Regions from separate parts of the Homo sapiens genome. Here region 2 is linked to region 1. Evidence: read pairs that join two places in POLR2A ChIA-PET (ENCODE). Cell type or tissue: Caco-2. All regions are shown on one strand. Links, peaks and the distances in the headings refer to the core of each region. The heading gives the core; the rest is flanking DNA. Region 1 has its middle 99 kb from the start of ATL2. Region 2 has its middle 33 kb from the start of LINC02613.

The links. Peaks named below come from ENCODE experiments on the same cell type or tissue, not always from the same donor. Only the 100,000 strongest peaks of a DNase experiment are listed, where the experiment ranks them.
Region 2: POLR2A ChIA-PET joins it to region 1 with 9 read pairs; 3 of 35 experiments call an interaction of 5 or more read pairs at or near these places.

What each region holds. Positions count from the first base shown.
Region 1 is chr2:38,275,347-38,280,731 of GRCh38, reverse strand. No RefSeq gene overlaps it. Among named protein-coding and RNA genes, the nearest start is that of ATL2, 99 kb to the left of the region's middle. RefSeq lists enhancers at 1,714-2,697, 2,698-3,681. In Caco-2, for the core only: no CTCF peak of the experiment used is centred there; a DNase peak (open chromatin) is centred at 2,671; H3K4me3 peaks cover 283 bases.
Region 2 is chr2:38,545,737-38,551,121 of GRCh38, reverse strand. No RefSeq gene overlaps it. Among named protein-coding and RNA genes, the nearest start is that of LINC02613, 33 kb to the right of the region's middle. In Caco-2, for the core only: no CTCF peak of the experiment used is centred there; no DNase peak of the experiment used is centred there.

The sequences.
Region 1 (5,385 bases), core at 208-5,207:
TAGCCAGAATGAGTGTCTCAGTGGAGAGAAATTGCAGCATTTCTGTGATGAAAGTGGTTCTTTGTAACCTTTTTTTTTTTTTCTTTTAGACAGAGTCTTGATCTCTTGCAAGGCTGGAGTGCAGTGGTGTGATCTCAGCTCACTGCAATCTCCGCCTCCCAGTTTCAAGCAATTCTCCTGCCTCAGCCTCCTGAGTAGCTGGGATTACAGGCGCACACCACCACAGCCAGCTAATTTTTGTATTTTTAGTAGAGATGGGGTTTCACTATGTTCATAGGCCAGGATGGTCTCGATCTCCTGACCTCAGGTGATCCGCTTGCCTTGGCCTCCCAAAGTGCTGGGATTACAGGTGTGAGCCACCGCGCCCGGCTCTTTGTAACCTTCTAACCAGATGCCAAACTAATCTCCTTGGGTTCCTGTACCGTACTGGAAGCTCAGAGTTGACAGATTGGGCTCTCAGCCATGGTCGTAGGCAGATTAGCTTCGGTGTGAAGTCTGTTTGCTGAGCCCAAGTGTCCCCTTCATTCCTCCTTCCATGATGACGGGGTTCCTGAAGCTATCAAGCAGGCACTGGAGTGGCTGGGGAGACAGTCTTTTACATTGTACTCAGGAATTCCTGACATCTCAACTTTATTTAGTGTAGGTCACTATTGAGTCCAGATTTTAGGACATAATTAGAATTATGTCCTAGGGCAAACCATTAGAACCTCTCCTAGTTTGCCTAATCATTTAACTTTGGAATCTCTAAAGTGAATTCTTGTTACAATGTAGCCCAATCTAGCATGATCTATCATCCACAGAATCCATTCTCACGAATAGTATTACTCAGGTTTTCTGAGTAAATAAGCAAAATTTGAAAAGCTTTTTTTTTTTTTTGGTTTTGGTATGTGTTTTCTCTAGGGTTCGACTTTGTAATTGGCCTCATGGGATAAATGGATATAATTATAGGTTTAGGTCCAGTAGAAATGACATGAGGAAAATTAGCATATCATTAAGGTAGCTATTACAGAGTCTTTAAGCAAGGTGGGGCTGGGTGCGGTGCCTCCTGCCTGGATTCCCAGCACTTTGGGAGGCCGAGGTGGGCGGATCACTTGAGGCCAAGAGTTTGAAACCAACCTGGCCACTGCACCCCAGCCTGGGCGACAGAGAGAGGCCCTGTCTCAAAAAAAAAAGAAAAAAAAAAGCAAGGTGGGATCAACTTTATCAAACAGAAGAAAAGCTGCTTCTCTCTCCAGAGCATCTCAGGGCATGCTCAGTGCTCCATCTGTCTCTACTCATTCACTTCCCCCAGTGTGAAATGCTCACGTTCTGTGTAGGTGATTCATATCTATGTCTCCCAAGGCTCAGCTTCTTCATGCCTGAGAGGTCAGGCCCATTTGATATTTCCCTTGTGTGGAGTCCTCTAGCCATTGTCTATGTCACATCCGTTGCTACTTACCTATATTCCCTTTAGTATTGCCCCACACATGCAAATTGTGTTGACTCCTCAGGTAAGCCTAGGCTGCTCCAACGAAGGTGCATAGATAGGGCCAGGCAACCCTCATCTCATTGTGCCTTGCTTTATTGTTCTTTGCATATATCACGCTTTTTTTTAAAATGGAAAATTTGTGGCAACCCCGCCTCAAGCAAGTCTATTGGTATCATGCTTCCAACAACATGTGCTCAGTCTGTGCCTCTGTTTCATTTTGGTAATTCTTGCAGTATTTCAAACATCTTCTTTATTATTATATCAGTTATGATCATCTCTGGTCAGTGATATTTGATGTTACTATTGTAATTGGGGCACTACAAACTGTGCCCAAAGAAGATGACAAACTTAATTGATACATGTTGTGTGTGTTCCGAATGTTCCAACCACTGGCCTTCCCCCATCACTCTCCCTCTCCTCAGGCTTCCCTTTTCCCTGAGACACAACAACATTGAAATTAGGCCAATTAATAACTCTACGATGACCTCTAAGTGTTCAAGTGATGAAGGGGTGGCCTGCCCCTCCACACCTGTGGGTGCTTCTTGTCAGGTGGACGAGAGACTTGAGAAAAGAAAGAGACACAGAGACAAAGTATAGAGAAAGAAAAGTGGGTCGAGGGGACCGGCGCTCAGCATACGGAGGACCCACACCAGCACCAGTCTGTGAGTTCCCTTAGTATTTATTGATCATTATCGGGCGTTTCTCGGAGAAGGGGATGTCGCAGGACAATAGGGTAATAGTGGAGAGAGGGTCAGCAGGAAAACATGTGAACACATATCTCTGCATCATAAACAAGGTAAAGAAAAAAGTGCTGTGCTTTTGATGTGCGTATACATAAACATCTCAATGCCTTAAAGAGCAGTTTTGCTGCCAGCATGTCCCACCTCCAGCCTTAAGGCGGTTTTCTCGTATCTCAGTAGATGGAATATACAATCGGGTTTTACACCAAGACATTCCATTGCCCAGGGATGAGCAGGAGACAGATGCCTTCCCCTTATCTCAACTGCAAAGAGGCCTTCCTCTTTTACTAATCCTCCTCAGCACAGACCCTTTATGGGTGTCGGGTGTCGGGCTGGGGGACGGTCAGGTCTTTCCCTTCTCATGAGGCCATATTTCAGACTATCGCACGGGGAGAAACCTTGGACAATACCTGGTTTTCCTAGGCAGAGGTCCCTGCGGCCTTCTGCAGTGTATTGTGTCCCTGGGTACTTGAGAATAGGGAGTGGTGATGACTTTTAACAAGCATGCTGCCTTCAAGCATTTGTTTAACAAAGCACATCCCGCAGAGCCCTTAATCCATTAAACCTTGAGTTGACACAGCACATATTTCTGTGAGCACAGGGTTGGGAGTAGGGTTACAGATTAACAGCATCTCAAGGCAGAAGAATTTTTCTTAGTACTGAACAAAATGGAGTCTCTTAGGTCGACTTCTTTCTACATAGACACAGTAACAGTCTGATCTCTCTTTCTTTTCCCCACAAAGTGAGAGGAAGTGTCACATGTCTCTCACTTTAAATCACAAGCTACACATGATTAAGCCTAGTGAGGAAGGCATGTTGAAAGCTAAGATATGTCAAAAAGTAGGTCTCTTGCACCAGTTAGCCAAGTTGTGAATGCAAAGGAAAAAGTTGTTGAAGGAAAGAAAAAGTGCTACTCTAGTGAAGATACAAATGATAAGAAAGCAAAACAGCCTTACTGCTGATTCGAAGAAAGTTTGAGTAGTCTCGATAGAAGATTAAACCAGTCACAACATTTTCTTAAGCCAAAGCCTAATCCAGAGCAAGGCCCCAACTCTCTTCAATTCTGTGAAAGCTAAGAGGTGAAGAAGCTGTAGAAGAAAAGTTTGAAGCTAGCAGAAGTTGGTTGATGATATTTAAGGAAAGAAGCCATCTCTATTACATAACGTAAAATCAAGGTGATGCAGTAAGTGCTAAAGTAGAAGTGGCAACAGGTTATCCAAGAGATCTAGGAAAGATCACTGATGAAGGTGGCTACACTAAATGACAGATTTTCAGTGTAGATGAGATAGTCTTATATTGGAAGAAGATGCCATCTAGGACTTTCATAGCTAGAGAGAAATGAATCCCTGGTTTCAAAGCTTTAAAGGACAGGCTGACTTTCTCGTTGGGGTCTAATGCAGCCAGCAACTTGAAGTTGAAGCCAATGCTCATTTACCATTATGAAAATCCTGGCCGGGTGCAGTGGCTCATGCCTGTAATCCCAGCACTTTGGGAGGCCGAGGTGGGTGGATCACTTGAGGTCAGGAGGTCGAGACCAGCCTGACCAATGTGGGGAAACCCTGTCTCTATTAAAAATACAAAATTAGCCACGTGTGGTGGTGGGTGCCTGTAATCCCAGCTACTTGGGATTACAGGCAGAGGCAGGAGAATGCTTGAACCAGGGAGGTGGAGGTTGCAGTGAGCCGAGATGGTGCCATTGCACTCCAGTGTGACAGAGTGAGACTCTGTCTTAAAAAAAAAAAAAAAATCCTAAGGCCCCTAAGAATTATGCTAAATCTATTCTGCCTGTTTTCTGTAAGTGGAACAACAAAGCCTGGATGACAGCACCCCTGTTTACAGCATTATTTACTCAATATTTTAAACCCATTCTTGAGAATTACTGCTCAGAAAAAAGATTCCTTTGAAAATATTACTGCTCATTGGCAATGCACCTGGTCACCTGTGAGCTCTGATGGGCTTGTATAAGAATATGTATTAATATTGTTTTCATGTCTGCTAACACATCATCCATTCTGCAGTCCATGGGTCAAGGAGTCATTTCGACTTTCGAGTCTTATCATTTAAGAAATATACTTTGTAAGGTATAGCTGCCATAGATAATGATTCCTCTGATGGATCTGGGCAAAGTAAATTGAAAAACTTCTGGAAAGAACTCATCATTCTAGATACCATTAAGAACATTCGTGATTCATGGGAGGAGGTCAGTATATCAATATTAATAGGAATTTGGAAGAAGTTGATTCCAGTCCTCCTGGATGACGTTGAAGAGTTCAAGACTTCAGTGGTGGAAGTAGCTGCAGATGTGGAAATAGCAAGGTAACTAGAATGAGAAATGAAGCTTGAAGAAGTAATTGAATTGCTGCAATCTCATTATAAAACTTTAACAGATGAGGAGTTGCTTCTTGATGATAAACAAAGAAAGCGGTTCCTTGAGATGAAATCTATTCCTGGTGGGGAGGCTGTGAACATTGTTGAAATGACAATAAAGGATTTAGAATATTACATACACTTAGTTGATTAAAGCAGTGGCAGCATTTGAGAGGATTGACTCCGATTTTGAAAGTAGTTTTGCTGTGGGTAAATGTTATCAAATAGCATCACCTGTGACAGAAATCCTTCATTAAAGGGAAAATCCACTGATGCCACAGACTTCACTGTCTTTAAGAAATTGCCACAGCCACCTCAACCTTCTGCAACCACCACCCTGATCAGTCAGCAGCCATCAACATTAAGCAAGACCCTCCACCAGCAAAAAGACTCACCGAATGCGCAGATGATTGTTACCACTTTTTAGCAATAAAGTATTTGTTAGTTAACGTAAATCCATTTTTTTAGACATAATGCTATTTCACACTTAATAGACTACAGTATCATGTAAACATAACTGTATATGAATTAGGAAACAAAAAAATTTGTGTGACTCGCTTTATTGTGGTATTTGCTTTATTTCAGTTGTCTGGAATTAAACCCACCGTATCTCCAGGGTATGCCTGTATATGAAATGTTGAAATCTTGGCCCTCGCATGACTTCTTTCATATTCAATAAATGTACCCCCAATTAAATATGATGCCTATCTTCCAATCTGTGCCTTCACTAATCCTAGAGAGATGGAGATAATCACTGGAGGGCTGGCGGCTGCAGGGGTCACCTGAGGCAAGGGATGGGAGATGGCACGG
Region 2 (5,385 bases), core at 98-5,097, 270 kb before region 1:
TATTAATTTATTTAATTCTTACCGCAACCTCATGAGGTTGTTATTATATTCCTTTTAATGACAGGCAAACAGGAGCAAAGACATCAAGCAGTTTGTTGAAGGTTTAACAAGGAGGTGGTGCTCAGACTTGAACCCAGGCAATTTTGTTCCCAAGGTCATACTCTCAACTACTATTCAAAATTGCTTCTAAGTGAATAAAATGAAATGGCAATCTTGCTTTTTCTGATTGTAAAAGTAAGACATGCTTATTAGAAAAGATTCAGTCAAAAAGATTTAAACAAAAGGAAAATCACCTCCCCACTATCATTTTTTCATTGCTGCAGAGTATCCCACTGTGAGATGGAATGGTAACTTACTTCATCAATCCCATGCTGATGGGTTTTTGCCATACAGCTTTTCTTAGTTTTATTTTTCTGTAGTTTTCTTTTTTTTGTTGTTACTCTCTGCCTATGCTTACCCATCATATAGCTTTTCAAGCACCCATTTATGTGCTCATGATACTTCCTGAACTGGAGTTTCTCAGTCGAAAAGAGTAATCACATTTCACATTTTGACAGAATTGCCAAATTGCACCCCTCAATTCAAGAAATGGCCTATTAAATTTTATTAACCTTATAGGTGAAAAATGTTATTTTCACATATTTTAGCCATCTTTATTTTTCTATTGGGTGCTCATCTTTTTATTGATTTGTAATTACTTTTTCATTCTTTTTATATAAGGGCAATTCTGTCTGATGTTGCAGTTTTTAATTTTTACTTTTATATTGGTTTGCCATTATAGGAGGATTATAGAAATTGGCTGAGCGAGGTGGCTAATGCCTGTAATTCCAGCACTTGGGGATGCTGACGTGAGAATCGCTTGAGGCCAGGAATTCAAGACCAGTCCGGACAACACAGGGAGAGCCTATCTCTACAAAAAAAAAAAAATTTAAAAACATCAGATCTCCCTATGCTGTCCAGACTGGTCTTGAACTCCTGGCTTCAAGCACTTCTCACTTCAGCATGATGGTGCATGCCTATAGTCCCAGCTACTTGGGAGGCTAAGGTGGAAGGATCACTTGAAGTCAGGCAGTTGAGGTTACAGTGATCATGTCACTGCATTCCAGCCTGGGTGACGAAGCAAGACACTGTCTCTTAAAAAAGAAAACAGTCATCTACACTTTCTTGTATATCTTTACAAACGACAATGTTTTAAAATTACTAATTTGAGTGAACCAGGCCCCACCTTTCAGCCTCCCTCCCTTCCTTAGACGTAAGAACTCTGCAGCCACACTGGATGGCACGAAGGGTCAGGACTGCTACTTTGGGTTATTACTTGGTAATTCAAAACTATTTTGACCTCTAGATAAATGTTGTGGATTGCACACTTGTGCAAAAAATAAGCATGCTTTAAATCCAACTAAGATAGAAGAAACCAGCAAATTAGTGATGTCAACAAACTGAAAAATGTGAAGCCAATGAAAAATGGAAAGTAGCCTGCAGAGAAAATGCCAGTAGGCATGCCAGTTTACAAAGTTTACTCTGAAAGGTTCAGGAATCGGAACCTTTCAGTCGCGTTAACTAGCTGGAGGTGAGAGGGGCTCATAACAGAGTCTTGTTGAAAGAACATAAGGAAGACTTAAAACCACAGATTCCTTTCCATATCTGACCCTGCCAGATGGCTACCTCTCCCTTACCTCCGAACAAGAAAGGAAGCTTATTTTCTTGAGAAATTCAAGTAGAGAAGCATCAAATTCAGAAACAAAGGCAGAGAGAATGAGCGCTGAGGCACCGTTCTGAAAATGAAAATGAAGTGCAAATCTACATATGGAAGACTGAGACTGCCCACCCTCATTCTTCTTGCTCCCTCCTTCCAACTAGGCTCCCAGAATTCTGGCAATCAGCTTATAGCTCATTAAGCAGATTGGAGGATTTTTCTCTGGAGAAGCTGTCTAGCCAAAGGCAAAAATACTACAGATTCTGACATTTTAAGGGTTTCTTGTTAAGTGGGCAGTTACAGTGATAGCTACTACTGAACCCTCCTTGCCCGTGCATGCAGAGCTGCTAATTGGCTTTTTAGTGTGTCCTTCTTAATTATGAATAGACTGCTAAAAATTAATCCTTTAACATGAAAGACAGAAACCTAGAGAAAACAGACTATGCAGGGAGCAGGAAAAAATTAAAAAGCAAAAACGTTTACCTTCTTCGAAGAGATGATTTTACATGAGTGAAATAAATATGGGATGCTTTTAAACAATAAAAACGGACAAAACCATAAAGAACTGTAAACGATAAAATTAAAAGATAATTAAACGATAAAAATTAAAAGAATTAAAAAGTCAATAGGCAACAAATAATTAGAAATAGGCTGGGCATGGTGGCTCACACCTGTAATCCCAGCACTTTGGGAGGCCGAGGTGGGTGGATCACTTGAGGCCAGGAGTTTGAGACCAGCCTGGCTAACATGGAGAAAACCTGTCTCTACTAAAAATGCAAAGATTAGCCTGGTGTGGTGGTGGGCATCTGTAATCACAGCTACTCGGGAGGCTGAGGCAGGAGAATCGCTTGAACCTGGAAGGCAGAGGCTGCAGTGAGCTGAGGTTGTGCCAGTGCCCTCCGGCCTTGGTGACAGAGTGAGGCTCCATCTCAAAACAACAACAAAAATAATTAGAAATAAAAAAATTTTAAAGATATGCAGGACCTGTACACTGAAAGACTATAAAACATTGCTTAGAGAAATTAAAGAAGACCTAAATAAATTGAGTGATATATCTTGTTCATGAGTCAGAAGACTCAATATAGTTAACATGTCAGTTATCCCTGAATTGACCTATAGATTTAATGCGATCTCTGTCAAGATCCCAGCAGGTCTTTTTTTTTTTTTTTTTTTTTTTAAGGTAGAAATTTATAAGCTGATTGTAAAAATTCATATGAAATGCAAAGGACCTAGAATAGCCAAAACAACTTTGAAAACAAACCAGAGTTGGAGTAAGTCTTAGTTTGGATGGACTGCTATAACAAAATACCACAAACTGGTAGCTTATAAACAGCATAAATTTATTTCTCTGTCTGAGGCTAGAGAGGCCAGGATCAAGGCATCAGCTGATTCCGGGTCTGGTGAGGGCCTGCTTCCTCATAGATGGCTGTCTTACTGTAACCTCACATGGCAGAAGGAGCAGGGATCTCCCTGGGACCTCTTTTATAGGGCACTAATCCCATTCATGAGGGTTCCACCTCAAAACTTATACAGCTATAGTAATCAAGACTGTGGTAGGTGTGTAAAATAAAAATAGATCAATGGGACAGAATATAGATATAAAGCCACACATATTGATAATGCATACTGATTTGTTACAAATATGAAAAGAAATGCAGTGGAAAAAGGACCCTCTTTTCAACAAATGTTGTTGGAACAACTGGAAATACATATGCAGAAAGACCCCTTCTAGCCATGTTCTGTTCCATATGCAACAATTAACTCAAGATGGGTGAAAGACTTAAATGCAAGAGCTAAAATTATGAATCTTATAGATGAAAACTTTTTGTGACCTTTTTTTGAGTAATGATTTCTTACAACACCAAAAACATTGGTCTATTAAAAAAATCCAAAACCCAAACTCATAAACTCAGCAAAATGTAAAACTTCTGCTCTAATAGAGAAGGAAAAGACAAGCTACAGATTAAGAGAAGATATTTGCAACATATATTTCTGATATAGGACTTGTATCTAGAAAATACAAAGAATTCTCAAAACTCAACAAGAAAATGACCCTATTAAAACTTGGCAAAAAGATTAGAATCTACATTTTACTGAAGAAGATACATAAAAGATGAATAAGCACATGGAAAGATGCTTAACATCATTATCCGTTAGTCATTAGGGAAATAGAAATGAAAACCACAATGAGATACCACTCTATATGTATTAGAATGGCCAAATTAAGACGACTGAGGCCGGGTGCGGTGACTCACGCCAGTAATCCCAGCACTTTGGGGGCCTGAGGCAGGTGGATCCCTTGTGGTCAGGAGTTTGAGACCAGGACCAGCCTGGCCAACATGGCAAAACCCCATCTCTACTAAAAATACAAAGATTAGCTGGGCATGGTGGCACCTGCCTGTAGTCCCAGCTATTCAGGAAGCAAGAGAATTGCTTGACCCCAGGAGGCGGAGGTTGCAGTGAGCCGAGATTGTACCACTGCACTCCAGCCTGGGCAACAGAATGAGACTCCATCCCAAAAAAAAAAACAACAAAAAAAGAAGACTGAGCATACTAAGTGATGGTGAAGATGTGGAGGAAATGAAACTCTCACATACTTTTCATAGGAATGTAAAATGGTACCACCACTTTGCAAAAGTAATTTGGCAGTTCCCAAAAGTTAAACCATATACCTACCATATGACCCAACCATTCACTCCTAAAGAAAGTATATGTCTCTACGATGACTCATACATAAATATTCACAGCAACTTTATCTGTAATAGCCCCAAACTGGAAACACCTAAGTGTCATCAAAAAGGAAATAAATAGGTTAGGTGCAGTGGGTCATGCCCAGCACTTTGGGAGGTGGGAGGCCAAGGGGGGGATGATTGGTTGAGACCAGGAATGTGAGACCAGCCTGGTCAACAGAATGAGACATCGTCTCTACAAAAAATAAAAAAAATTAGCCAGGCATGGTGGCATGCACCTATAGTCCCAGCTACTTGGGAGGCTGAGGTGGGTGGACTGCTTGAGCCCAGAAGTTTCAGGCTGCAGTGAGCCATGGTCATGCCATTGCACTCCAGCCTAGGTGACAGAGCAAGACCCCATCTAAAAAAAAGTGAATAAATAAACAAATTGTGGCATATCCTTAGTGTCACTTCATCCATGCCATAAACCTTTCCAGATTTAAGGGCACTCTACTTCCAAGGGGGAGAAGTGTCAAAATTATGTTGTAAGAAGAGCATGGGGGATAAGAGAGATTATAGCTACCATCTTTGGAAAATAAAATATGCCACAGTATGTGGTGTATGTCCTCTGGAAATACTGTTTTTATTTTTATATTTTTGAGACACAGTCTTGCTCTGTTGCCCAGGCTGGAGTGCAGTACAGCATAATCTCGGCTCACTGCAACCTCTGCCTCCTGGGCTCAAGGGATTCTTGTGCCTCAGCCTCCCGAGTAGCTGGGCTTACGGGTGCCTGCCTCCATACCTGGCTAACTTTTGACTAATTTTTGCATTTTTAGTAGAGACGGGGTTTCACCATATTGGACAGGCTAGTCTCGAACTCCTGACCTGAAGTGATCTGCCCACCTCGGCCTCCCAAAGTGCTGGGATTACAGGCGTGAGCCATAGTGCCCAGGCAGAGAAGTCCTACACCACGTGTCAAACTCGGAACACAAAGAATCACTGTCTTATTGCTTGGTACAG